6 separate regions of the Homo sapiens genome follow, and all the other regions are linked to region 2. The links are chromatin contacts, found by Hi-C or POLR2A ChIA-PET in ENCODE. All regions are on one chromosome and are shown on one strand. The core of a region is the stretch at or near the end of the contact, and the rest is flanking DNA. Distances in the headings are between cores, read along the strand shown. Region 1 overlaps FRMD4B (FERM domain containing 4B). Region 2 holds the start of SUCLG2-DT (SUCLG2 divergent transcript). Region 3 overlaps SLC25A26 (solute carrier family 25 member 26). Region 4 holds the start of EOGT (EGF domain specific O-linked N-acetylglucosamine transferase). Region 5 overlaps LRIG1 (leucine rich repeats and immunoglobulin like domains 1). Region 6 holds the start of SLC25A26 (solute carrier family 25 member 26).

Evidence for each region. A loop is a pair of places that touch in the nucleus more often than their neighbours do. ChIA-PET counts read pairs that join two places held with the same protein, here RNA polymerase II (POLR2A). Pooled maps may share reads with other maps.
Region 1: a loop to region 2 is called in a pooled map, with 13 times the contacts of the local background. The contact joins the enhancer-like site here to the promoter of SUCLG2-DT in region 2. A Hi-C loop is called at or near these places in 2 of 37 single-sample maps with no recorded cell type and 9 of 50 pooled maps.
Region 3: a loop to region 2 is called in a map of natural killer cell, with 9 times the contacts of the local background. The contact joins the enhancer-like site here to the promoter of SUCLG2-DT in region 2. A Hi-C loop is called at or near these places in 2 of 168 maps with a recorded cell type or tissue (CD4-positive, alpha-beta memory T cell and natural killer cell) and 6 of 50 pooled maps. POLR2A ChIA-PET finds 5 or more read pairs at or near these places in 1 of 52 experiments (CD4-positive, alpha-beta memory T cell).
Region 4: a loop to region 2 is called in a map with no recorded cell type, with 7 times the contacts of the local background. The contact joins the promoter of EOGT here to the promoter of SUCLG2-DT in region 2. A Hi-C loop is called at or near these places in 8 of 37 single-sample maps with no recorded cell type and 13 of 50 pooled maps. POLR2A ChIA-PET finds 5 or more read pairs at or near these places in 3 of 52 experiments (GM12878, Panc1 and WTC11).
Region 5: a pooled map shows a loop between it and region 2 (7-fold over the local background). The contact joins the enhancer-like site here to the promoter of SUCLG2-DT in region 2. A Hi-C loop is called at or near these places in 4 of 37 single-sample maps with no recorded cell type and 11 of 50 pooled maps.
Region 6: a map of CD8-positive, alpha-beta T cell shows a loop between it and region 2 (6-fold over the local background). The contact joins the promoter of SLC25A26 here to the promoter of SUCLG2-DT in region 2. A Hi-C loop is called at or near these places in 2 of 168 maps with a recorded cell type or tissue (CD8-positive, alpha-beta T cell and naive thymus-derived CD4-positive, alpha-beta T cell), 7 of 37 single-sample maps with no recorded cell type and 13 of 50 pooled maps. POLR2A ChIA-PET finds 5 or more read pairs at or near these places in 1 of 52 experiments (activated naive CD4-positive, alpha-beta T cell).

What each region holds. Positions count from the first base shown.
Region 1 is chr3:69,322,779-69,326,681 of GRCh38, forward strand. All of the region lies in intron 1 of FRMD4B (FERM domain containing 4B), which reads right to left. Among named protein-coding and RNA genes, the nearest start is that of FRMD4B, 61 kb to the right of the region's middle. Within about 2 kb of position 2,038, at least 2 of the 41 ENCODE cell types and tissues checked have a DNase peak (open chromatin) inside an H3K27ac peak, as active enhancers do.
Region 2 is chr3:67,653,038-67,656,872 of GRCh38, forward strand. SUCLG2-DT (SUCLG2 divergent transcript) reads left to right here and starts at 1,660. Exons shown (of 7, transcript NR_109992.1): 1 at 1,660-2,065. It overlaps SUCLG2 (succinate-CoA ligase GDP-forming subunit beta), which reads right to left and starts at 1,575. Exons shown (of 11, transcript NM_003848.4): 1 at 1,466-1,575. The coding sequence starts at 1,549. RefSeq lists a silencer at 1,187-1,866 and an enhancer at 1,382-1,881.
Region 3 is chr3:66,301,803-66,305,622 of GRCh38, forward strand. The region is part of intron 5 of SLC25A26 (solute carrier family 25 member 26); the gene reads left to right. Among named protein-coding and RNA genes, the nearest start is that of SLC25A26, 83 kb to the left of the region's middle. Within about 2 kb of position 1,934, at least 5 of the 41 ENCODE cell types and tissues checked have a DNase peak (open chromatin) inside an H3K27ac peak, as active enhancers do; they include natural killer cell, where a contact is called at or near this core.
Region 4 is chr3:69,011,578-69,015,793 of GRCh38, forward strand. EOGT (EGF domain specific O-linked N-acetylglucosamine transferase) reads right to left here and starts at 2,107. Exons shown (of 18, transcript NM_001278689.2): 1 at 1,997-2,107; 2 at 938-1,222; 3 at 359-414. It overlaps EOGT-DT (EOGT divergent transcript), which reads left to right and starts at 1,543. Exons shown (of 1, transcript NR_185971.1): 1 at 1,543-4,216. RefSeq lists silencers at 1,425-1,974, 2,035-2,334.
Region 5 is chr3:66,470,731-66,474,807 of GRCh38, forward strand. The region is part of intron 1 of LRIG1 (leucine rich repeats and immunoglobulin like domains 1); the gene reads right to left. Among named protein-coding and RNA genes, the nearest start is that of LRIG1, 28 kb to the right of the region's middle. RefSeq lists a silencer at 1,751-1,800. Within about 2 kb of position 2,066, at least 9 of the 41 ENCODE cell types and tissues checked have a DNase peak (open chromatin) inside an H3K27ac peak, as active enhancers do.
Region 6 is chr3:66,219,291-66,223,116 of GRCh38, forward strand. It overlaps SLC25A26 (solute carrier family 25 member 26), which reads left to right and starts at 1,711. Exons shown (of 10, transcript NM_001379210.1): 1 at 1,711-1,837. The coding sequence starts at 1,805. RefSeq lists enhancers at 1,324-1,483, 1,654-1,713, 1,835-2,334.

The DNA.
Region 1 (3,903 bases), core at 788-3,287, 1.7 Mb after region 2:
TGTAGAGATGGGGTCTTGCTGTATCGCCCAGGCTGGTCTCGAACTCCTGGACTCAAGCAATTTTTTCCCACGTTGGCCTCTTGAAGTGATGGGGTTATGGGCATGAGATTTCTGTTTAGATTTCATAGATGACCAAACTGAAGTGCACAGAGGTTAAGTGGTGCCTGGTCATACAGTGATAAAGTTGGGTAGAATCTCAGGTTCCATCAGTCGTACCAAAGTAGGACTCCTGTACATCTCTTGCAGGTTCACTGGAAGTGGAGAAGGAAAAAGACAATGAGGGAGGGAGAAAAGCAGGCAGTGTAAAAGAAGCAAAGGAGGAAAGGAAAATGAAATGAGGGAAGAGGGGAGGAATGACAAAGAAGAGGAGAATTCAGTTTGCCAAAGCTGAAATTGAGTAATTGAGTAACATGCCTTAAGAGAAATGCTAACAAAGATAACAGCTGCTGACTGTGTGCCTGATAACTATCCCAAATCCTTTCATTTATATACAAAGGGCCTTTTATGGCCGGGCGTGGTGGCTCATGCCTGTAATCCCAGCACTTTGGGAGGCTGAGGTGGGCAGATCACCTGAGGTCAGGAATTTGAGACCAGCCTGGCCAATATGGTGAAACCCCCTCTCTACTAAAAATACAAAAAAATTAGCTCGGCATGGTAGCGCATGCTGTAATCCCAGCTACTTGGGAGGCTGAGGCAGAATTGCTTGAACCCAGTGGGTGGAGGTTGCAGTGAGCTGAGGTCGCACCACTGCACTCCAGCCTGGGCGACACAGCGAGACTCTGTCTCAAAAAAACAAAACAAAAACCCAACTCTCTCTCTCTCTCTCTGTGTATATATATATATATATATATATATATATATATATATATATATATGCGTTTTAAATGAATTTTCATAAGAACTCTGTAAGGTGGATTCCATTACTAGCTTCATTTTATGGATGAGAAAATTGAGGCTCAGAAAAGGTACATGGCTGACCCACCTTACAAGGTCATAGGGCCAGGAAGAGGCAGAGTAGGATGTAAACCTAGGTGTTCTGACTCCAGAATCCATGCTCTTAAGGGCTATATTACTTCAGTACAAAGTATTTCCTATCTCATACATCCTATATATTAAATCACATGTAGTTTAGGCACTTAATGTATCACCTTGATTGCGAAGCCTAACACTGCTCTGAAAAGCTTGATCCAGACTCACCAAACCAGAGTTGGCTGGTTCAGGCCACTGTCTCGAAGCAAGGCCAGAAGAAGAGAAAGGTTTTACAATCACCATCCCTTGGCTACTTCCTGGCCCCACACTGATGAAATATGGGCAGCTGCTAAAAATGGTGTCTATGTTTGCTATTGATCTTCCTTGGGCAGTCAGGATGGAATTAATCTCCACCTGTTGGGATGCTTCCATGGCTGTGTCATGCATATGTGAACACTCAGGGTACAGGATGATATTTGTCAGTTATGTGGCCTCCTGGACCTGACTCCATATTACTCTGGGCTTAAGATGTAGCCTAGCACACATGTAATTAATTCAGTGTGGAAAAGCTCTGGATTATGTGTTCATTCATTCACTTAACCAATATGTGCTGAGCACTCTCTAAGTGCAAGCACTGTTCTTGGCACTATTATATACCAGCCAATAAGACTGAAAGGGCATTATCTCTGGAGCTTGTCCTACAGTTCTCAACTTCATTGGTATTTGCAGCCAGATAACTCATTATTGCGGAGCATAGTCCTGGGCACTATAGGGTGCTAAACAGCATCCCTGACCTCTACCCACTAGATGTCAGTAGATCCTCCCCCATATGTCTCCAGACCTTGCCAAATGTCCCCTGGGACGCAAAATCACCTCTTTTGAGAACAACTGCTTTAGAGGTGAGGAGAAAAAAAGAAACTAGTAACAATTAAACAAATATGATATTTTCAGATAATAAGGGCTCTGAAGTAGATAAACTGGCAATGGAATTGAGTTCTAAGCATGTGCAAAACTCACTTCTCTTTACCCAGGAAGCACGAGAAATGAGGAAATTGATGGAGAAGGCCGGATGTGGTGGTTCCCTCCTGTAACCCTAATGTTTTGGAAGGCTGAGGCGGGGGGGGATTGCTTGAGCCCAGGAGTCTGAGATCAGCCTGAGCAACAGGGTAAGACCCTGTCTCTACAAAAAATTAGCCAGGCGTGTACCTGTAGTCCTATGTACTTGAGAGGCTGAGGCAGGAAGATCACTTGAGCCCAGGTGTTTCGAGTTGCAGTGAGCCATAACTGTGCCACTGTACTCCAGCCTGGGCAACAGTGAGATACTGTCTAAAAAAAAAAAAAGAAAGAAAGAAAGAAAGAAAGAAAGAAAGAAAGAAAGAAAAGAAATTAATTGATGGAGAGAACTTATATTGGACCACTGCTCTTGGTCAAGTGGCTCCCAGTAGAGACTGGAGGGCTGATGGTGTTTTCTAAACATTTAACTGCATGCTCCTTTCTGCCTTACAGAGGTTGGGAGAAAGTAAACAAGAAAGGCTGGCCAGTCAATGGACGGCCATTGCTGCAGCTCTAATGCCAACCTGGCAGGCAATTCCAGCCAGCTTCGGGCAGACATTCCCTGGGGAGGGCATTCTCATAAATGACAATCCCTTATCAGATTCTAGCCTGATCTGATAAGTCTGGTGAAAAGAAAAGCCAGGTTTTAAAGGAAGAAAGAAAAATAAAGAAGCAAAGCAACTTATTAAGCCTGGAGCTGAAGGCCATCAGGAGACACCAGCCTAGTGTCAATGAGAAGCACACAGGATTTAGAGTCACGAGGTTTGAGTTTGTGTCCCAGCCCTGCTATTTACCTAAGAGAATATCATGGTATCTCTCTAAATCTCAGTTTCTGCCCCTATGAAATGGAAAGGATAAAAAATCAGTCTCATTTGGGTTTGCCTCTTGTATTAAGGCAGGTTGAACTGATTATAAACTCTACCTTAAAGCACAGATGATAATTGTATCATCAGTAATACACCATTTATTGAGTATAGGTTAGGTGTTAGAGTCTGTGCTAAGTGCTTGACATGTATTACCAGTTTATCCTTACCCTAGTGCCGTGAGTACTATTATTAGTGGAAATAATGTCTAAGCTATTGAGTACTATCCTGTTCTCCAGAAATGGTTATTTTAATTTGCTTAAGTGCGTACTTCTCTCAAGAAAAAAGTTTTCCTAGATTATTATTATTTGAGACAAGGTCTCTCTCTCTATCACCCAGGCTGGAGTGGACCATAGCTCACTGTAGCTTCAGCCTCCTGGGCTCACGCAATCCTCCCACCACAGCCTCCCAAGTAAATGGAACTACAGGTGCACACCATCATGCCTGGCTAATCAATTTTTTTTTTTTTTTTTTGTAGAGATAAGGTCTCACTATGTTGCCTAGGCTAGTCTTGAACTCCTGGGCTCAAGTGATCCTCCCGCCTCGGCCTCCCATAGTGCTGGGATTATAGGCATAAGCCACCATGCCCAGCCTCTTCTACATTATTAAGACACTAAGCTGTCATGTTTAAGTTGACAATCAACCCGCCAGTTAAACCCTGGAGAGACCCAAAAACCTAATAGCTGGGGATTCATTCAATCTGATTTTTTCTAGTGATAATCAACAGACTAACTTACAACCACCATTTTTAGCTGTCCATATGTCCAAATCTGGGGAAGGAAGGTGGTAAACTCTAACACCTTATCTGATTGTGACCAGATCATTCCTTTGTTCTCATCTCCATAAAATGCAAGTTAATATGTGTTCATGGCTTTGCCTATGCCATCTGCTTTTACATACATTTTCCCCATTGAGCTCTCAAACCTACCTGTGAAGCAGATAGTTTCCATAATCTGAGATTCCACGAAGTTGAGAATGACTTGTCTGAGGTCCCACAGTTTATAAGGGGCTAGGCCAA
Region 2 (3,835 bases), core at 410-2,909:
ACCAGATTTTCTCCTGTGTTGCGTTCAGCCTCTTATTTCTTGGTTAGGGAAGTAGGCTTCACATATTTCAGCTAAACACTCTGCATTTTCAGTTTCTCTGTACAATTCATGAGTTTTCACTGCCCTGGGCCCCATGTTTCTCATCAATTCAAGTCTACACTCATGGTAAGCACCCTAGTTCTTGTTTTTTCTAACACTTAAATAATGAATAGGACTTCATCTCCTAGAGCTATTCTCCTTACTCTATTACAACAGTTATTAGTGAGTTTTAATTAGACAAAACTGCCATTCCTTTTGCTACCTCACTATACTGTCAAGCACCTATTAAGAATATTACAGTAGTAAGTATTAGCACCTTTTAAATTTACATTAACAATAACAGAGAAATGGGGAGGCAGGAAATGAAAGGAGAGGGGTAAAAATAGCTCACAGATGTCATAACCAAAGTTTAGAGGAACTCAAAAAATCATTAATCACTATTTTTTAAATTTTCTAAAAAACTATACTATGCACATCCTGGTTAAAATTGTATGAGTGATAATTTGCCTCTCATCAATTAAAAATGGGGAAATAGGCAAGGTCATTAACTCTGCTGTGGCTGAATCCCAGACTGTGCTTTCTTTAAAAGGGAAGAGAGATAGTCTACGGAGACTAACCAGTTCAGTGGTTGAGTGATTTCTACAAGAGTCATCACCAACTCAAAACTTTCCTGAAGTCCTTCTGACTATTTTAACGCTTGCCATCTGCAGAAGGTAAAAATCTGCTAGAGGCCAAGTTCCAATCGCTATCCAGCCCACCACTGACCCTCTTTGATTTCATTCTCCATCAACAAGGAGGACATGGACAGGGTCAATGGTCTAATGCGTTTTAGTGACAGCCCTGATTTTTCATTGGAAAGAGGAGAAAGATCGTTTCCCATTTTTCTCCTTGACCCACGGATTTGACCAACTCAGGCACATTAAAAGTCTGCAAAAGCAGGTAGCCTGCAGGAAGTTCACCCTAGGGGGTGAGTTCCTAGTTGGGCTGAAACGGGTTTCCAGGCATGTTTATCACGTGGTCTAAACGTGCTCAGGGTTAGTGCCAGAAGTTTGAAAAGCAGAATTAGTAGAGCTGACAATAAAACCTCAGGGCTCCAAAACCCGGTCCAAGAAACTTTTCTTAAACTTGCGTCCAGCGCCTGCTTCAGCGCCTTCGCCATGAGTCTGCGCGGGCAGACAGCGGAGACTCTAGTGCGTTGGGTCGCTCATACCCCGAGGCACCCGGGGCTGCCGCCGCGCCGCCCCTGCCCCACACTGGAGCGGGGTTCCCTGCTGCGCCTGGACCCGGCGCCGCGTCACCTCCCGAAGTGGGGCGCCCGAGGGGCCGCGCAGGGGGTCAGGCGGAGACCAAGAGTAGCAGGGGGCGAGGGAAGCCCGGGCAGGCCGGCGCCGCTGCTGGCGCCCGCAGCTCCTGCCCCCACGCTCACCTGGGACCCGGCCGCCAGGAAGCGGGGCCGCAGCGCTAGGGCTCGCAGAAGCTTCCCGGCCTGCGCTGCTACGGGGGACGCCATCTTAAACAGGAAACTCGGCACGGGGCAGTAGGGCGGGCGCGGGCAGGGGAAGGAGGCGGAGGAGGAGCAGCGGGAGGAGGGGTCAGAGGAGAAGCGGGCGCGGGGAGGAAAAGGAGGAGGAGGCAGAGGCGGTCTGGGCCGGGCCGGGCCTGACCCCTGCGTCCCGGGGGCACAGGCGTTCTTAAGGCTGCAGAGCCCTGGGTCCCCCACCCGGCCCCGGTTCACTTTGAGCGGTCCCAAGGCCTGAGGGCCTACTGTCCAGTCCCCAGGTTATCGTCCTGAGCAAAGACAGACCCCGAGCCCTGCGGTCTTGGGGCTCAAACAGTCCCTGGATGGCCAAACAAGCAAATATTCGCCATGGCAGTGGGTGCTGGAAGGGTGGCTCACGGAGCTGACGCCCTCCGCAGAGAACCGTGGTCTAGTCCTGCGGTCACGAGGCCTATCTGGGACAGTGGTGTTTGAGCTGAGACTTTAACGAATAGAGACAGGTGAGGTTCCTGCAGCCCAGGGCTTCAGGTGAGTCAAGGAGAGGCCATTGGAGGCTCTCCATCCCTTAAGGAGTTGTGGGTGTTTTGTTTTGTTCTATCCTTAACCTAAAATCAATGTAAAGCTGAGAGATGAAGCCGGGTGGGTCGGTTGGGGACTTGGAGAACTTCTCTGTCTAGCTAAATGATTGTAAATGCACCAATCAGCGCTCTGTGTCTAGCTAAAGGTTTGTAAATACACCAGCCAGCCCTCTGTGTCTAGCTAATCAGGTGGGGACTTGGAGAACTTTTCTGTTAGCTAAAGGATTGTAAATGCACCAATCAGTGCTCTGTGTCTGGCTAAAGGTTTGTAAACACACCAATCGGCACTCTGTAAAAACGCACCAATCAGCGCTCTGTGTCTAGCTAAACGTTTGTAAATGCACCAATCAGCACTCTTTAAAAAGGGACCAATCAGCACTCTGTAAAATGGACCAATTGGCACTCTGTAAAATGGACCAATCAGCAGGATGAGGGTGGGGCCAAATAAGGGAATAAAAGCTGGACACCGGCGCCAGTAGTGGCCCCTAGTTGGGGTCTCCTTCCAGGTTGTGGTTGCTTTGTGCTTTTGCTTTTTGCAGTAGCTCTTGCTGCTGTTCACTGTTTGGGTCCGCACTATCCTTATGAGCTATAACACTCACCACAAAGGTTTGCAGTTTCACTCCTGAGGTCAGGGAGACTGCGAACCCACTGGGAGGAATGAACAACTCCGTATGCCCCACCTTCGAGGGCTGTAACACTCACTGCAAAGGTCTGCAGCTTCATTCGTGAAGTCAGCGAGACCACGAACCCACAGGCAGGAACAAACAACTCCGGACGGGCCACCTTTAAGAGCTGTAACACTCACTGTGAAGTCTGCGGCTTCACTCCTGAAGTCAGCGAGACCACGAACCCACCGGAAGGAAGAAACCCCAGATACATTTGAACATCTGCAGGAACAAATTCTGGTCACGCCATCTTTACCGCGAGGGTCTGCAGTTTCATTCTGGAAGTCAGCGAGACGATTAAGAACCCACGGGAAGGAACCAATTCCGGACACAAAGCTATTGGAGGATTTTAAGCCCAGTAATCAGAGTGATAAAAGCAACATTCATTTGGAGCTGTGAACCCCAAATACCTGACACAGGTCTCAATCAATTTAAGAAGTTTATTTGGCCACAGTTAAGGACACGTGCCTGTGACACAGCCTCAGGAGGTCCTGACATGTGCCCAAGGTGTGGTGGAGGACACAGCTTGGTTTTATACATTTTAGGGAGATATGAGACATCAATATATGTAAAATGTACATTGGTTTGGTCCAGAAAAGCGAGACAACTGGAAGCAAGGAGGGGCTTCTAGGTTATGGGTAGATAAGACACAAAGGGTTGCATTCTTTTGGGTTTCTGATTGGCCTTTCCAAAGGAAGCAATCAGCTGTGCGTCTATCTCTGTGAGCAGAGGGATGACTTTGAATAGAATGGGAGGCAGGTTTGCCCTAAGCAGTTCCCACCTTAACTTTTCCCTTTACCTTAGTGATTTGGGAGTCCCAAGATTATTTCCCTTTCACAGAGTTTACGCGAGTCTAAGCAATGTGCATATAATAAAAACAACAGCAAAGTTACTGAATGTGTGCCAAGCATTAGACAAATATAAACTTGTTTAGTCTTCATAGCAAAGTTTTAAATGAGTAGAAGTGTACAATCCCCATTTTGCAGAAGAGAAAACTGAGGTGCACAGAGGTTAAGTAACTTGCCAGAGGTGGCAGGTCTGATAAGAGATGAGAT
Region 3 (3,820 bases), core at 684-3,183, 1.4 Mb before region 2:
AAACATGGAGTCTGAAGGTAGCCTATCTGGATTCAAATCCCAGCTCCAGTACTTAGCCATGTGGCCTTAGGCAAGTTATTTAAACTGACTTATTTTGTTCCTCTGTAAGATGAGAGTAACAATAATACCAACCTCATAAGGTTGTTGGGAAAATTACATGTGTTCCTGCATATGAAGTGCTTAGGACAGTGCCTGAAATACAGTCCTATATAAATGTTATAATTTATGATTATTGTTGTGATGATAATGATGATAATATCACTAGCAGCTCCTCTGAAACTTGTTGGCCTCATCCAAGGCCTATCACTTAGCTTTATCCCCAGTGTCTCTAATACTCCATCTGTTGTGCAGAAGTATATCCTGAACCTTCCTCCCTCTGAATTTGCCCACTTGGCACCTCTTCATTTGCTCTTACAATCTCTAGACCATAAATTTCAAAGACGTGGCCCAAAATGTTGGACTCAAGGTTTTTGCAAACTACAAGCTAACATGTTAAAATTGAGTGGTTTCATATACAACTCCAGTTATCCAAGTTTTCTTGGACAATCTGGGTATCTGGTCATAGTGGGCCTACATTTCTGCATGGCAGTAATTGTCTAGAACAGAGTAGCGGCTGCTTGTTTTGACAGAAACTGCTCTCCATGTCATCAGAGTCCCTGCCACTTCCTGTTGTTTTGACACTTTTCTCATTCTAGTCATCGATATCATTTTTTTGGGTCATGTAATACTTATTTGCTGCCAGCAGTTTAGAGTAAGCAGCGGTTCTCCACCATGTGTTCTGCACACTCATACTCCACTAGGCCTTTGCTGATAGGTCACCAGATTTTGATTCATGTGTAAAACATACATTAGTTAAAATCAAGTATGCATAATAGTGTTTTGGCTTTGTCTGTCAGAAGCAACATTGAGCTGGGCAGGTGTGCTTGTGTATTAGAGCTAGATACAACTTGGTGAAAAGGTTAGCCCATATTTAAGTTCAAACCAAAGAACAGTGATTAAAGCCCAAGCCAAAGAAAATTGAGATATGGGAGAGCTTTGCCTTCTGAGTGTGTAAGGGAGCACAGGTGGTGCACGCCATGTGTTCAGTGTCTCAGTGCTAGGGAGTCAGCAGGGATAAAGAAAGATAACTGATGCCTTAGAGCAGAGTTTAAGGGGCTGTGGATTGTGTCCATGGGGACCCCCCTTTGCATTCCAGGCTGTGTAGCAGCATCCCTGGCCTCTACCCACTAGATACCAGGAGCACCTCCCGTGAGTAGTGACAATTTAAATGTCCCCTGGGAGGTTGAAAGATGCAGAAGACATTATAATATAGTAGTTATCATGGTCTAGTCACTGTTGACATCTTTAATACTGCTTTTAGTCTTTGAATCCTTTGAAATATTGGCTTTGTACTCCACTTTTCTAAAGCATTCAGTATTTATTTTATGGCCATTTTACTACAGTATCAGAGAGGAGATATACTTCTCTCCCCCTCTCTAGTCAAGCACAACTGCAAGTATCTTTAAGGCGCAGCCACCTTTAAGGAAAGACTTCTGGGAACAGCTAACTGTGTTGGAGGAACTGGGCTGTGGCTCGTCCTCTGCTGCTCGTTAGCCCTGTGAACCTGGGGAGGCTAGCTCCCTCTCTTAGTCTTGGCTAAAAGTGAGGTGGCTGGATCAGATAATCAGCAAGATGCCTTCCAGGTAAGATTAGGCTGTAAGTCAGAAAATATTGTAGGACTTCTGAAACTTTAACTGCCAGTCAAGATCACTTAACTAGAATGTCCCACATTTTTCACTCCATTGAAATGAGTAACTTCAAGTGTCATGTAACATCAGGATCACTTAGGGGAATGTCTAGAGGTGCAGTAGATGATTGTTAGCTTTCTGTTGCTGTGTAATGAATTACCACAACTTTAGTGGTTTAAGGTGACATATATTGATGATCTCATGGGTCTCTACAGCAGCAGTCTGAGGACCGCGTGGCTGAGTTCTCCATTCACTGTTTCACACAGTGACAGTCAAGGTGTTGCAGGGACTGTGATCTCATCTGAGGCTAGGGTCCTCTTCCAAATGCACAGGGCGGTTGGCAGATGGCATTTCCTTGTGGCAGTATGACTGAGGATCCTGTTTCTTGTTAGCGATTGGATGGTGACCACACTTTACTTCCAGAGGCTGCTCTGAGGTCCTTGCCATGTGGCCCCCTCCATAGGCCCTTTTACAACATGAAATTTTATTTCTTCAGAGCCAGCAGGAGAATCTCTCACACTTCAGATCTTGTTAGGAAGGGGCTGGTTTTTCTAAGAACTCACCTTTGAAGTCAAGCCCATCCACGATAATTTCCCTCTTGATAAACTCAGAACCAACTGATGGGGGAACTTAATTAAATCTGCAGAATCCATTCATATTTCTGATTAAATGTAACTTCGTCACAGGACTTGTCTTTGTCCTGTTCACGGTCCCATCCACACTGGATGGGGGAGGATTATACAGGGCGGGTACATCAGGGAGTGGGAATCTTGGGGGCCTCCCACAATGCCTCTTGATTTAAAAAGATTCTGGAGCATACTTTTTCTTATGTCTCATATCTAAGCTAATATCTTCCCTTTTCTGTTCAGTTTCAGTTTTGTGTTCACATGTCTGTTGTCATATTTTTTCTTCTATTTTTGCAGGAGGAGGATTAGAGTCAAAGGTGTGGGGAGGCTTGTGAGCTTCTGTGAGTTGTTGTGTGTGGCTTGTATACATGCTGTTATACTGGTAAGCTCTGTAACAACCCCTGATTGCTGAACATGCTAACTGGGATATACGCTACATGGTTCACTGGTGCTTTCAGGAAACCATCGAGGTGTCAGGCATTGAGGATTCGTTGTTCACTAATACATTCTTTAAAATGCTTTTAGAATCATTATATCCAGTTTCCTTTCTCTCTGTACATGGGACTGATTAACCACCATGTGGGTGGAAATCTAATTTGTTGCTGGCTCAGAACTTTGCAATTTTCAATACTTTGCAGAATTATCCTGTTTACCAAATGAATTGTGATAAAAATTGATACATTAGTATTAAGAGGATGACTTATAACATGTACTATGATTTATAGGGCCAAAAAGACCTGATAAACTCACAACCATTTTACCCCATAATGTTAAGAAACTCAAAAGATTTTGTCACCAAAAAGTGTATCTTGTGATTTATTTTTTATGACACGGTAGTATCACTTGTTAGAGTTCTGAGATTCTTTATTAGCAACTGACAGTTTTCTAGGAACTGAATTTTTACACTTAGAGCTGCGAAAAGCCAAAAGCATTTCTAAATGATCTCCATCCCATTCCCCTCAAATAATAATGTACACGCTCATTATAGTTTGTTAGTTTCTCATGCCTTTCTTTGGTGTTCTCATGGTTGTGAGAAGTTGGGAGAAGCAGCGTCTAAATTTAGGAAATGGATTTCTTTTCTGTTACTAAGTACATTGCTATAATTTAAAGACAACAGGAGAACATGTCTTTTATCTCAAATGGGTCTGCTATTTTTCTTCTAAGGTGTTTCTCTAAGAGTAACATTATGTAATTTAATCAGTGTTATAAAAAATGGAATTCCTGGTTAGGATTTTAAAAGGTGATGTTAACAGATATCAAATTTTTTATATTAGGGATTGAAGGACTTTTATTTATTTATTTCATTTTAATTTTTAAGCTCCAGGATACATATGTAGGATATGCAGCTTTGTTACATAGGTAAATATGTGCTATGGTGGTTTGCTGCACCTGTCAACCCATCACCTTGGTATTAAGCCCAGCATGCATTAGCCATCTTTCCTAATGCTCCCCTTCCCCCCACCCCAC
Region 4 (4,216 bases), core at 857-3,356, 1.4 Mb after region 2:
CGAGGGAGACTCTGTCTCAAAAAAAAAAAAAAACAAAGAAAGAAAGAAGAAAAGGAAATTGACTGCTATGTTCCATCAAACCTCAAGTTCCAAGGCCATGGAATTCTAAGTGAACAGTGGGGACACCAAAAAGGAATCCTTTTTCCCCCATTTTCCCCCCTTGGAGTAGTTAAGTATTGTGGTTTTTCACTTTGGCGGCCCTCAAGAGTATGGTGTTATCTGCTGTAAATCTGATCTGAATTACAATAACATTTTCACTTGGAGCTTTTATCCAAGAATGAGTTGACAGCAGTTTTATAAAAATTTAAAAACACATATTAATAGTAACAATGACTCTACTTGTAATAAAAATATATACCTCTTGAATCTTCAGAACCACTCAGAAGCTTCTGTGATGTTTCAGGTCTCTAAAACCTGTCAGAAATGAAACATATTACCTTAAAAGGATGCTAAAGTAAACCTGATCATTCAGATGATGTTGTGAATTAAAGGAAATATTAAGAAAGAAAATAATGTAACGTGATAACTCTCAGCCAGAAGGCCTGGCCGGTGGTGCGCTTTCTTTTCCTTAATGAATACCACACTGCTATACTCGAGTTCACAGGCACCACCCCCAACACAGCAACTCGGACCAGATTCCAATGGGGAACGGGAGGAGGTGGCCCACTTTCTACAGGCATCCACTGGAACTGGCCAACAGGATACTTAGTGGATCAAACATTCCCAGAAGCAAACAACTTTCCCATTCTCACAGCAGTAATCCCACTGGCTGAATCACAGGGCTACCCACCTAGAGTGGCGAGCCTGAGGGTTCCCAGGCCTTCCTATTTTTTGACTCGTCCTTCCCGGTAATAAAGTCATTGTTATGACCAAGCCCTGACCTTTGGTTATCCAAGTCCATTGTCCTCCAGTGAGCTCTGGCCATCACTAAACTCACCGATCAGTGGAGAAGTAACGCTTAGGCGATGGAAAAAATCTAAAGACGCAGATCAGAAAGCTGGCGTCTGGCGAGGGCATGTACCCACTTGCATAAGGCGGCTGGGGGTGGCTGCTGGGCCTGGCACAAAGCCTTCCTGGTGTCGGTCGTCCTGCAAGGCCCGCCGGGATGGGTGGCTGCACTCCTCCAGCACACGGACGCTTTACTGGCCAGGCTACTTTTCCTTCAGCTCAAAGCAGCTGGAATCACTCCACTCCAGAAACCCTTGATTCGATTTCCACAGGCCTAATGAGGAAGGAAAAAAGGGAAACATCTGAAAGATGATGGATAGGAGGCAAAACCTGGGGTTGACACAGCGGGCGAAATGGGGCAATGTCGCAGAGAGAGAGAGCTTGGAAAAGTTTAAAGACGGCAGTGGGCAAATGGAAAGTTCAACACGTGAGACCCCGAATGACACCTCAACGGCTGGCCCCTACTTGTGCCAAAAAGTCTCTCGGCGGGTGCCAGGCAGGGCTCAGGAAGTGCTCGGCTGCCCCTTGAACGTCAGTCCCGGCAGAGCCCAGCTGTCCGCTTGAACGTCAGTCCCGGCCAAGGGCTGAGGGGTCAGTGGCGAGCACCCCGCCGCGGCTGAGACGCCGCGCTGGGGTTCCGGACCCCGGGCGCCGCCAGGGATTGCTTCGGGGTCGGTGATCTCCCGGGGCCGCCCGCCACCGTGCACCGCGGCGCCCCGGGTCCCCAGCGCGCCTGGGAGGGGCCCCGGGGAGCGGCTCCGCCCCGGCTGGAAACCTGGTCAACGCGGCTAGGGCCCGGGGCCCGCCTGCGCTCCGGGCGCTGGGAAGGGGCCGGGCGCCCGGGGCCGGGGAGGGCCAGGATCGGCTTCCGACGCCCGCCTCCCGGCCCGCAGGGAATGGGAAGGCGCGGGCGGAGTGCGTGCGTAGGCTATAGCCCTCCGGGAAGCCGCGCCGGGAGCGGCTACCACCCGGGCAAGAACAGCGCAGAGCGCTGCGGCGGCGGGAAGGAGAGCGGGGGAAGGCTCCGCAGATTGCGGGGGAGTCCCACCTGGAGCCGGGGCAGCCGTGAACTACCGAGGAGGAGGCGGAGGAGACGGCGGCTGTTCCAGAGGAGGGAGTCGTCATAACCGGCTACTGCCGCTCACCGGAAACCTCGGGCGCGGGAGCTGGGCCAGGGGGCGCCAAGGAGCAGCTGGGACACCTTGGCCAGCCGGCGCCGTGGGCGGGCTCGGGCCCCGCAGAGGCAGGACCGGGACTACACCCAGGAGGGCCAGGGCGCGGGGCCCGACGCTCGGAGCGGCTTCAGCCCGGCGAGCGGCCTCGACCCGGCGAGCGCAGCAGGGAGGGGCTCAGAGTCGAGGAACCATCTGCCCTTCCTGGCGTTCTCCCGCGAACGTTCGCGCGAGTCCGCCAGCTCCCTCACCAGGGCCGGAAAGACCGACGGCACGTGCCGGCGCCGGACGCCCATCTCCATCGCAGCAGCCCGCGCCTCCTTGAGCGAGAGCGTTAAAGCGCTCAGAGGATGTTAGGACGGGGTGGGTAGAAAACCTGACTCTTCGTGTCTTCTGCGTTGCACTGAGGTGGATTTTTACTTTTGTCTTATTTCAAGCAGAAGTTGCCGCCCTAACTTCCAAATTTGGGGACTGAACATCGTTCACCGAATACACTTTGTGATGGTGAGGATACTTTGGAGTCCACACACATTTTAAAAGCAGTATAGTTTTACCTATCCGTAAACTCATCAAGTTCAAATGCTACTCTGTGGAGTTTAATTTTTATGGTTTTGTTAATTTACTTTATTACTGCTTATAATTATTTGAACTCCCATCCCCCACTGTCTTTTCCTCTAAGCTCCCCCAGGCCTAGTATTCCATCTACAGCACAGTAGAGTTGATCATTAAATAGTGACTAAAGTTGAACTGATTATATGAAGGTGATGACTTCAAAATAAACATGCTCAAATGAATATAGTCACCAGAAGTTAAATAATATGATCATAAGGAAACAAGTTTGTTTCCAAAGGCTTACATGCTTTTTACGTAATTTTTAAAAGTAATGTTGTTTAAGAATTGTTACAAGTTCCATTAGTGACCTGCTAAATTAGGAATCTTACCTGGAATTTTTTTCAAATAATAACAGCAAGAACATGTGGTGTTTAACATGTGCCAAACATTGTTTTAAAGCACTTTACAGTATTAATTTATTCTTTTTATTGAAAAGATTTTGCCTCTAAGGGAACTGTCAAGAGGCATGTGAACCGGAGCAACTCCATCTTAAATAGGAGCTGAGTAAAATGAGGCTGAAACCTACTGGGCTGCATTCCCAGGCCGTTAAAGCATTCTAAGTCGCAGAATGAGATAGGAAGTCGGCACAAGATACAGGTCATAAAGACCTTGTTGATAAAACAGGTTGCAGTAAATAAGCCGGCTAAATCCCACCAAAACCAAGATGGCCATGAAAGAGACCTCTGGTAGTCCTTACTACTATACTCCTATCAGCGCCATGACAGTTTACGAATGCCATGGCAATGTCAGGAAGTTACCCTATATGGTCTTAAAAGGGGAGGCATGAATAATCCACCTGTTTAGCATATCATCAAGAAATAACCATAAAAATGGGCAACCAGCAGCACTCAGGGCTGCTTTGTCTATGGAGTAGCCATTCTTTTCTTCCTTTACTTTCTTTTTTTTTTTCCTTTACTTTCTTAACAAACTTGCTTACACTTTGCCCTGAATTCTTTCTTGCTCGAGATCCAAGAACCCTCTCTTGGGGTCTGGATTGGGACCCCTTTCCTATAACAGAATTACTGCTCTATTATTTTATACTTTGCATACTTCACCATCCCACACTAATGACAGTAATTTTTTAAAATGCTTCCTCAAGCCAGGCACTGTGGCTCATGCCAGTAGTCCCAGCTACTCAGGATGATCGCTTGAGCCCAGTGAGGTTGAGGCTGCAGTGAGCCATGATTGAGACACTGCACTCTAGCCTGGGCCACAGTGAGACCCTGTCTCATAAAAAAAAAAAAAAAAAGCTTCCTCAGCCTACTTGCTACCATCCTATTTTTGTCACATACAAAAAGGTTAAAATCAGTATGACATGTGCATGGTACTATTTTATTTTATTTTTTTTGTAGAAACAGGTTCTTGCTATGTTCCCAGCACTTGTTTCCAACTCCGGGCCTCAAGTGATCTTCCAGCCTCGGCCTCCTAAAGTGCTGGGTTTACAGTTGTGAGCCACCACGCCTGGCTATGTGGTGCTATTTTAA
Region 5 (4,077 bases), core at 816-3,315, 1.2 Mb before region 2:
AGAGGCCCAATTTGTTTTCTCACCATCACTGAAGGCAGTTAGCATTTGCTTTCTATACTACCCCTTAAAATGGGAGATTCTAGGATCTTTCCTACCAAAAATCTTAGTTTGGCCAAAAAGAAACAAAATAATTAGCTATAATGGGTTTTGTTTTGTTTTACTTTAAGCAGTCTCATCTTTAGTGCAGTTTAGTACTGAGGAAAGCCCACAAATTTCCCATAATAGTCTCTTGTTAATATGGTATGTGCATCATTAACCCCTAAAGATTAATTAATTTAATTAAGAAGAGGCGCTCCAACACACCAGCTCTGCAGTTGGTGGGGACTTTACAAGCAAAAGGAATTTGGGCAGGGAATAGCTGCTGCCAGAGGCTGACCCTCCCACAGACCTGCCACAAAGGGAATATCACCATGGCCACCCCAGCAGGCAAGAGGTGCCTACAGCCACCATTTGGCTTTGCTATTAGAGAAGTGCTTTGCAGAGGCTTGGAAATGGGGAGCGGGAAGAGATGGGTCAGAAGTCTGGTCATTCAGGATCGCCTATTCTCTACTTTATCATCTCCAAAAAGAAACACTAATTCACTAACTTTCACATAGTCCTTAAGCTCTACAGGACTTGGCAAACTCATCACCTGCACAATAGCCCCCCTATCCTCACCCCATCCAGTAACAGAGCTGAATCTTTACCTCCTGGGAGCCCAGTCATTCTGCAGAACAGAGGGGGGTTGGAACCTTGGAGCCAGGTGCTCCCTGCTCCCACTGAACTCTTCCCCGAGGTGCCCTGACAGCCTAGGGCCCCAGCCGCTGCAGGGAGAGCAAAGGCTCATCCATCCCAACCAGCAGGGACGGAGGGCATGGCGGGGATGAAGGGCGGCCAGAGGTAAAACCCAGAGGTTCTCTCAGTTAAAGGATGGCAGAGGGTTCTCATAAATGAAAACCACGCTCTACTGCGGCAGAAAACGGAGACTTTTGCTTCTGGAGTACTGAAAACAAGTCAGGCAAAAGGGACAGGAAATATGGGATGGGTAAAACTGAGAAAAAGGACACATTAACCTGGTGGATACATTTGGAATCCCAGGTTCACCAAGTGCTTTGTAAAGTCCACCAAAGCTTCTCTGGTCACGGATTACTGTTTTCCTTTCCTAAAACTTCCACCTTTACCCCTCCACATCCGCCCCTGGCCCCTGCTAAATGTCCACTTTCAGGAGACTGATTAGCTTCCTATGAAACCACCAATGCAAAATCCAGGGTGTTTCTGAAAATGTGATGCAGCTTTAAAATTCACTAACTTCGGGCCAGGCGTGGTGGCTCATGCCTGTAATCCCAGCACTTTGGGAGGCCAAGGCAGGCAGACCATGAGGTCAGGAGATCAAGACCATCCTGGCTAACACGATGAAATCCCATCTCTACTAAAAATACAAAAAATTAGCCTGGCGTGGTGGTGGGCGCCTGTAGTCCCAGCTGCTGGGGAGGCTGAGGCAGGAGAATGGCGAGAACCCGGGAGGCGGAGCGTGCAGTGAGCCGAGATCACACTACTGCACTCCAGCCTGGGTGACAGAGCAAGACTCTGTCTCAAAAAAAAAAAAAAAAAAAAAAAAAAAAAACACTAACTTCGGATGGTCACAGGAAAGATGCAAACTAACAAGGAAAGCTTCTTCGACTGCCATGTGCCACACAACAGAATTGCGTAAACTTTGGCACAGTCACCACCCGTAAGTGATGCTGTGATGAATCTCCTGTTCCGATACACTGAAATGATTCACCACTTAACGGTGAGTGATTTTACACACTACACGCTCACACCTAAGGGCCCTGAGATGAACCCTGCTATCAAAGAGCAAAATACCTGTTTTAACACAGGCCCATAAAATTGCTCCTGGTCATGAGAGCAGGGTGGCCAAATTCCAAGCCTGCCTTTCCGGCAGAAGGTACAACCACGGATTTCACTGGGATAAAGTGATAAGAAAATTCTATAGCAGTGACTCTTGGTTCTTTAAGAATGAAACCTCCAATAATATATTACTTCCTCTGGGTGCGACAGACACAGATTAAAACATCAAAACAAAAAACCCCTTCCCTCCATCTGAGTCATTCATTACACACTATTCTAAACACTCTTGTCTAGGACTTTCCTAGGACCAGGAAAGGATCGGACATTTTGGGCCTTTTTAACTCTCATTTTGACAATTCACTCTCTAACATAATCCAATCAATGAAAATATTAGTACAAAAACCTCATGTTACAGAAATGTATGTCAGAAGATTAAAAAAAAAGCAAACTCAGTGGTGACTCACTTCTGGACGTGTAGTGATTAGGGGTTTTTGTTGTTTTTTAAAGAGACTGAGAAGGGCAATTTTAGGCAAATACCCTTCTGGGTTACAAAAGAGCAATGTATAGGTTTCCTATATGTCCTATTTGAAGAAGAAAATGAAAGTGGTTTGTTTTCAACAAATACATCTGCACAAACAACAGCTTACCTTAGTGCTACTGGCATCTCCTTCATTCCCCATCCACAAAAAATTTTAAGGGACAAATGACATAAGTGGGTGTAACTACCTTTCCAGGCTGGAGCTGCTTGTAAGAAAAACCCTTCCTGGGAAGCCAGAAGTTCCCCAGAGTACGGGAGTCCTCTATCAGCCTCCACTGGAACTTACACACGTCCTTTATTTTTCAACTGTGTGACATCACACCCACAGCTCACTAACATCTCTGTGAGGTCTCCTGGTGCCTGTGCAAAGCCCAAGCATCCAAAATCTATAAAGCTCATATAAAAATCCATGCTTACTTGCATTTGCCACAATGCTCGGCGTTACAAATGGATTAAGTACAAGGTTCCTTCCAATATTATTTTCTAGGTTTATCCTCTCTTTCTCAGCTGCCTCAAAACAATGCAGATCATACAAATACAGACAGCAGATCCCTGGTATTAAATCAGCCAAATTAGAAAAGCGAATTTACCCACAACTTTTCAAGAATACATCCGCTGTATTACAGGGAGGCACGCGACTATCTCTAGCTAAGTATTTTAAAGAAAACACACAGTTTTAAAAGGTCAGCCGTCTGGCCCACAGTGAAGTCACTGACTTTAATAGCTAGCTTATCGACTTGGGATCTCGTCCTGTTCACTTTTTCCACTGGGCTTCTTAAAGTTTACGTGTGTCATGAAATGCTTAGCTAAAGCCAAAAGGCTAAGTTTTTCTTTCTGCAGTACTAAGACGTCGTGAAACACTCTAAATTTAAAAGACCATCTACCACATCATTTTCCCTGTTTAGAGGCGTGGAGCAGTGATGATTTCCCTGGTTCTGGTTGTTGAAATGGCTGAGAAGACACGAAGTCAAGATTCAAAAACCACAAAGTATTTCAGCATGCATTATTGTACACAGACTATGCTGCTATTAAAACATGGAACTTCCTTTTCACTGAAATTACAAGCAGAAAATAGCAGATGCTGCATGCGACCTCCATCCTTGAACATACTAAAATTTTACTATGTCAAATGGAAAACTGGCTGTGAAAATGACTAGGCCACAACACACTTTTATTTCTTTTTTTTAAATCATTCGCCAAAGTCCCTAAAAACAATGCCTCACCTCTTCCACAAGGTCCATCTACGTTCTTTTTTTTTTTTTTTGAAATGGAGTTTCACTCTTGCCACACAGGCTGGAGTGCAATGGTGTGATCTCAGCTCACTGCAAACCCTGCCTCCCTGGTTCAAGTGATGCTCCTATCTCAGCCTCCTGAATAGCTGGGATTACAGGCGCCCGCCACTGCACCCAGCTAATTCTTGTATTTTTAGTAGAAACGGGGTTTCACCACATTGGCCAGGCTGGTCTTGAACTCCTGACCTCAGGTGATCCGCCCGCCTCGGCCTCCCAAAGTGCTGGGATTACAGGTGTCAGCCACAGCACCCGGCCCCATCTACATTCAATGTGGCTGGGTGCATCACCCCACCACACGCCTGTCCCCTCCCCAACCATCCCACTCCCATTTGCAGGTCCAGGTCATTTACTCACAAAGGATGTGTCTTACAGGGTGGACCCTAGCGGCAAATTCCACTTGCTAAACTGTATCTTAAC
Region 6 (3,826 bases), core at 461-2,960, 1.4 Mb before region 2:
TTGCATAATCACCCCACTGATTGTGAGCAGGACCTGTGAGTATGACAGAACATTACCACCATGATTATGTTGTCACGTATGGCAAAAGGAATTTTTCAGATATAATTAAGGTCTCTAATCAGTTGACTTTGAGTTAATAAAAATGGAGATTATCCTGGGTAGGCCTGACCAAAGCACATGAGACTTTGAAAGACATTAATAGCAGCAACAGAGATTCTTCTGCTGGCATTGACAAAGTGAACTAGCATGTTTTGAGAGGGCCTACAGGCAGCTTAGGGAAAGGTATTCTGGGTAGAGAGAACAACATGGGCAAAATTAGGAGGCTTGGAAGTGTATAGTCTGTCTGTGTGTAGTCCGGCTAGTGGGAAGAGTGACAGGAGACACCAGCTGAGAGGTGTATACCATGCTAGGGAGCTGGACTGTCTCCATTGGCAGCAGAGGGGAGTTGTAAGCAGGGAAATAACATTACCATCACCTTTAGAGAGTACTTTCTATGAGCCAGGAACTAGGCTAAGAACTTGAGTGCATTATCTCATTTAATCTATTAATATAATAGTACCGCATGACAAAGTGACTATCATTATCGCCACTTTACAGGGGAGAAAACTTAATCTTGGAAAACTTATCCCCAAACCCAGCAGGTGATAGAATTTGAATTCCATCTAACACCTAAAGCTATTCTGCGTATCATTTCTAGATCATTTTACCTAGAAGAGAATAAGAATAATTATAAGAATAATTCTAGCAGTGTTATAGAATAGGGATTGAAGAAAGGCCAGGCAAGGAGCCTGCTCAGGTTATTATAACGGTTTTGAGGAAAGATGATGAGGGCATTAAGTATATTTTCAGTGCTTGCTCTGCTGTGTTCTCTGTAGCCACATTGAGTCGGTTACTTGTTGGAGCATCAGGAGCCTCTGTAAAATGAGGACACTAGTGTTGCTGACATCATAGGGTTGGTGAAAGGATTAAATGAAAAAATGTCTGTCAATCACTTAGCACCACGTCTGAGATGTAGTTGGCCCTTAATATATACAGAAGTTTACAAGGTATTTGTTTGTTTAATAAAGACAGGTCCACTCCAAGAAATGTTATTAAGTACTTAATAACGTGTGCTTTGAGGTGTACACATGAGTACAACAGCGAACAACATGAGCAGGTAAATAACTGAACAAACAAATAATTTTAAATGCAGTAACTCTGTAAAGAGAAATGGAGGATGCTAATTTTTAACTCCGGTCAGGAAACTTCTGATGTATTTTTCTATATCTTTATTTAATAATCTTCTGATAATGAGTTAATTTAATATAAACTCAGATAAAATTTTTTGACAAAACTAAGAGATAAACCAAAATGAAATATCCGATTAGGATCCCGAATCGCGCCTCCCGAGGTTAGTACTACCCCTCACGACTCCTCCCTCCGCCACAGCCACGCCTCTTCTGGGTTTACAGTTCAGAATCACGCCGGCCTCATTCTACCGCTGCTCTCTCCTGGATCTCGGCCACGGATCTTTTGCTCGCGAAAGTTCCTCCGTCTAGCTGCACACAACGCTGCTGCAGGAAACCGAGGTAAGGGATTTGCCGAGACTTAGCTCCACCACACTCCCCGAGGCCCCGCCCCTCCTCTCTGGCCCTCCCCTAGGCCCAGGTGTCTCGCGTTGCACGTGCAGTTGTTGTGGTTCTACGTCACGTGGTCCCGGAAGTTCAAGACAGACCCGCCTCAAACATGGCGGCGCCCAGCGCGCGAGGACGTGATCCGCTTCTGCTCCGGCTTGGATTGTAGCCTTGACGAGGTCTGAGCGACCATGGACCGGCCGGGGTTCGTGGCAGCGCTGGTGGTGAGTGCGGGGCGGTGGGGTGGGTTGCTCAGAGTGCCGGCGTCCGGCATTGGAGCCCGCGGGCGTTCTCTGCACTGGTTTTCTTCCGGTTTTGCGGGCTGGACTGTCCTCGGGTTACTGGCAGCCAGGTCTGAGAGGGAGCACGAGGCTCCCAGGCCACCGGCGGGCCAGGTGTTAAGGCTATGTCTGTACTGCCAGGTCATAAGAGCCAGGTGGGGGAAGGAAGGTGAGTCATTGTCTTTTGCACCCTCATTTACTTAAAAAAGAGCTTCTATTATACACTGTTAACTACTCTTTCATTAAATAGTGTAACTACTCTAGAGATCTTGGGAATTAAAGAAATGTATGTAACACAACAACAAAAACCTTACTCACATCGCTCCCAGCCCTTCTATTCAATACTACGTTTCTCATTTTGCTGCATCTCTTTTCAGTCTTAGAAAATGACATGTCCTTCTGTTCATTCAATACATAATCTGCTATTTCTGCTCCAAGCCTAGGCTTTGGAGAAATATTGGTGAGCACACATAGCTCATCGGGAACGCTGCGGAGTCAATAAACAGGCTTAGTATTTAATTCCGTAGCAGAAAACTACGAGAATCAACATGAATTAACAGAAAAAAAAGTCCTTTACCAAATATTTTGGAGCGTCTGGTAGAGGATACTAGATACAGCAGTTAACAAAACAGAGTTTGGCTGCCTACGTTTTCATTGTGTGGAATGGGCAGAGACAGACAAATAATTTTTAAAATGATTTTCATAGGGAAAATGGAGGCCCACAGTGATTTAGTCACTTAATTATCGAATTTTGGTGTTGCAGGTGTTGAGGATAACATGGTGAACAAGATAGACCTGCTCCTAAGGGTCAGGTGTTAGAGACAAAATAGTAAAATGACTGTTGGGATAAATAACAGGTGGGCTAGGTTCAGGGTGTTAGGGGAATATATGGAAGTAGGGATGTCTTAGCCAGACTTGTAGGATGATAGCTTTAAATCTAGATTTGTTGAAACTTGTATAAGGTAGGTCTTAGAAATATAAAGAAATAATGTTACTGATTTTTTTTTTTTTTTTTGAGAAGGAGTCTCACTCTTCGCCCAGGCTGGAGTGTGGTGGCGCCATCTCGGCTCACTGCAGGCTCCACCTCTCGGGTTCACGCCATTCTCCTGCCTCAGCCTCCCGAGTAGCTGGGACTGCAGGTGCCCGCCACTACGCCCAGCTAATTTTTTGGGTTTTTAGTGGAGACGGGGTTTCACCGTGTTAGCCAGGATGGTCTCGATCTCCTGACCTCGTGATCCCGCCCGCCTCGGCCTCCCAAAGTGCTGGGACTACAGGCGTGAGCCACGGCGCCTGGCCAATGTTACCGCTTTTAAGGAGCTTTCCTGTCTAGCTGGTGACACAGCAGCAGTAGTTTGTCAGCTAACATTCCTGTGCCAGGAACTGGGGTAAGCTCTTTACATACATTATCCCATTTAATTCTCACAATAATTGAACTCTTATCCTAATTTTCCAAATGAGGGAAGTGGGATACCAAGAGATTAGATAACTAGTTCAAAATCACACAAGTGAGATCCATTTCGTCTGTGTAAGTATTGGAGCTCATATTCCAACCCAGGTGATGTCACCTGGGAGTCGTGCCCTTATCTGCTTCTTGATACTCTCCGAAGTCAGCAAAGGTTGCAATTGCTAAAACACAGGTGAGTGCTGCAGTTAACAAAAGAATGGATTTAGTATATACTTAATTAAAGTATGATACACATGCAGTAAAGTATACTTTTTTCCCAATGTATTTATAGAGGGTAAAATTAGAATCAATAGGTGGAAGTTTCAAGAAACTAGATTTCATTCCAGGTAAAGGAAAAACATTTTATTTATGCATTCAGCACACAATTTTTCTTCCATCTATTCTGCCCACTGGGTATTGTGGTAGGCTTTGTAGATACAGTGGCAGATAACCCCATTTCAAGTAGGGAAGAAAGGCCAGCAGATAAA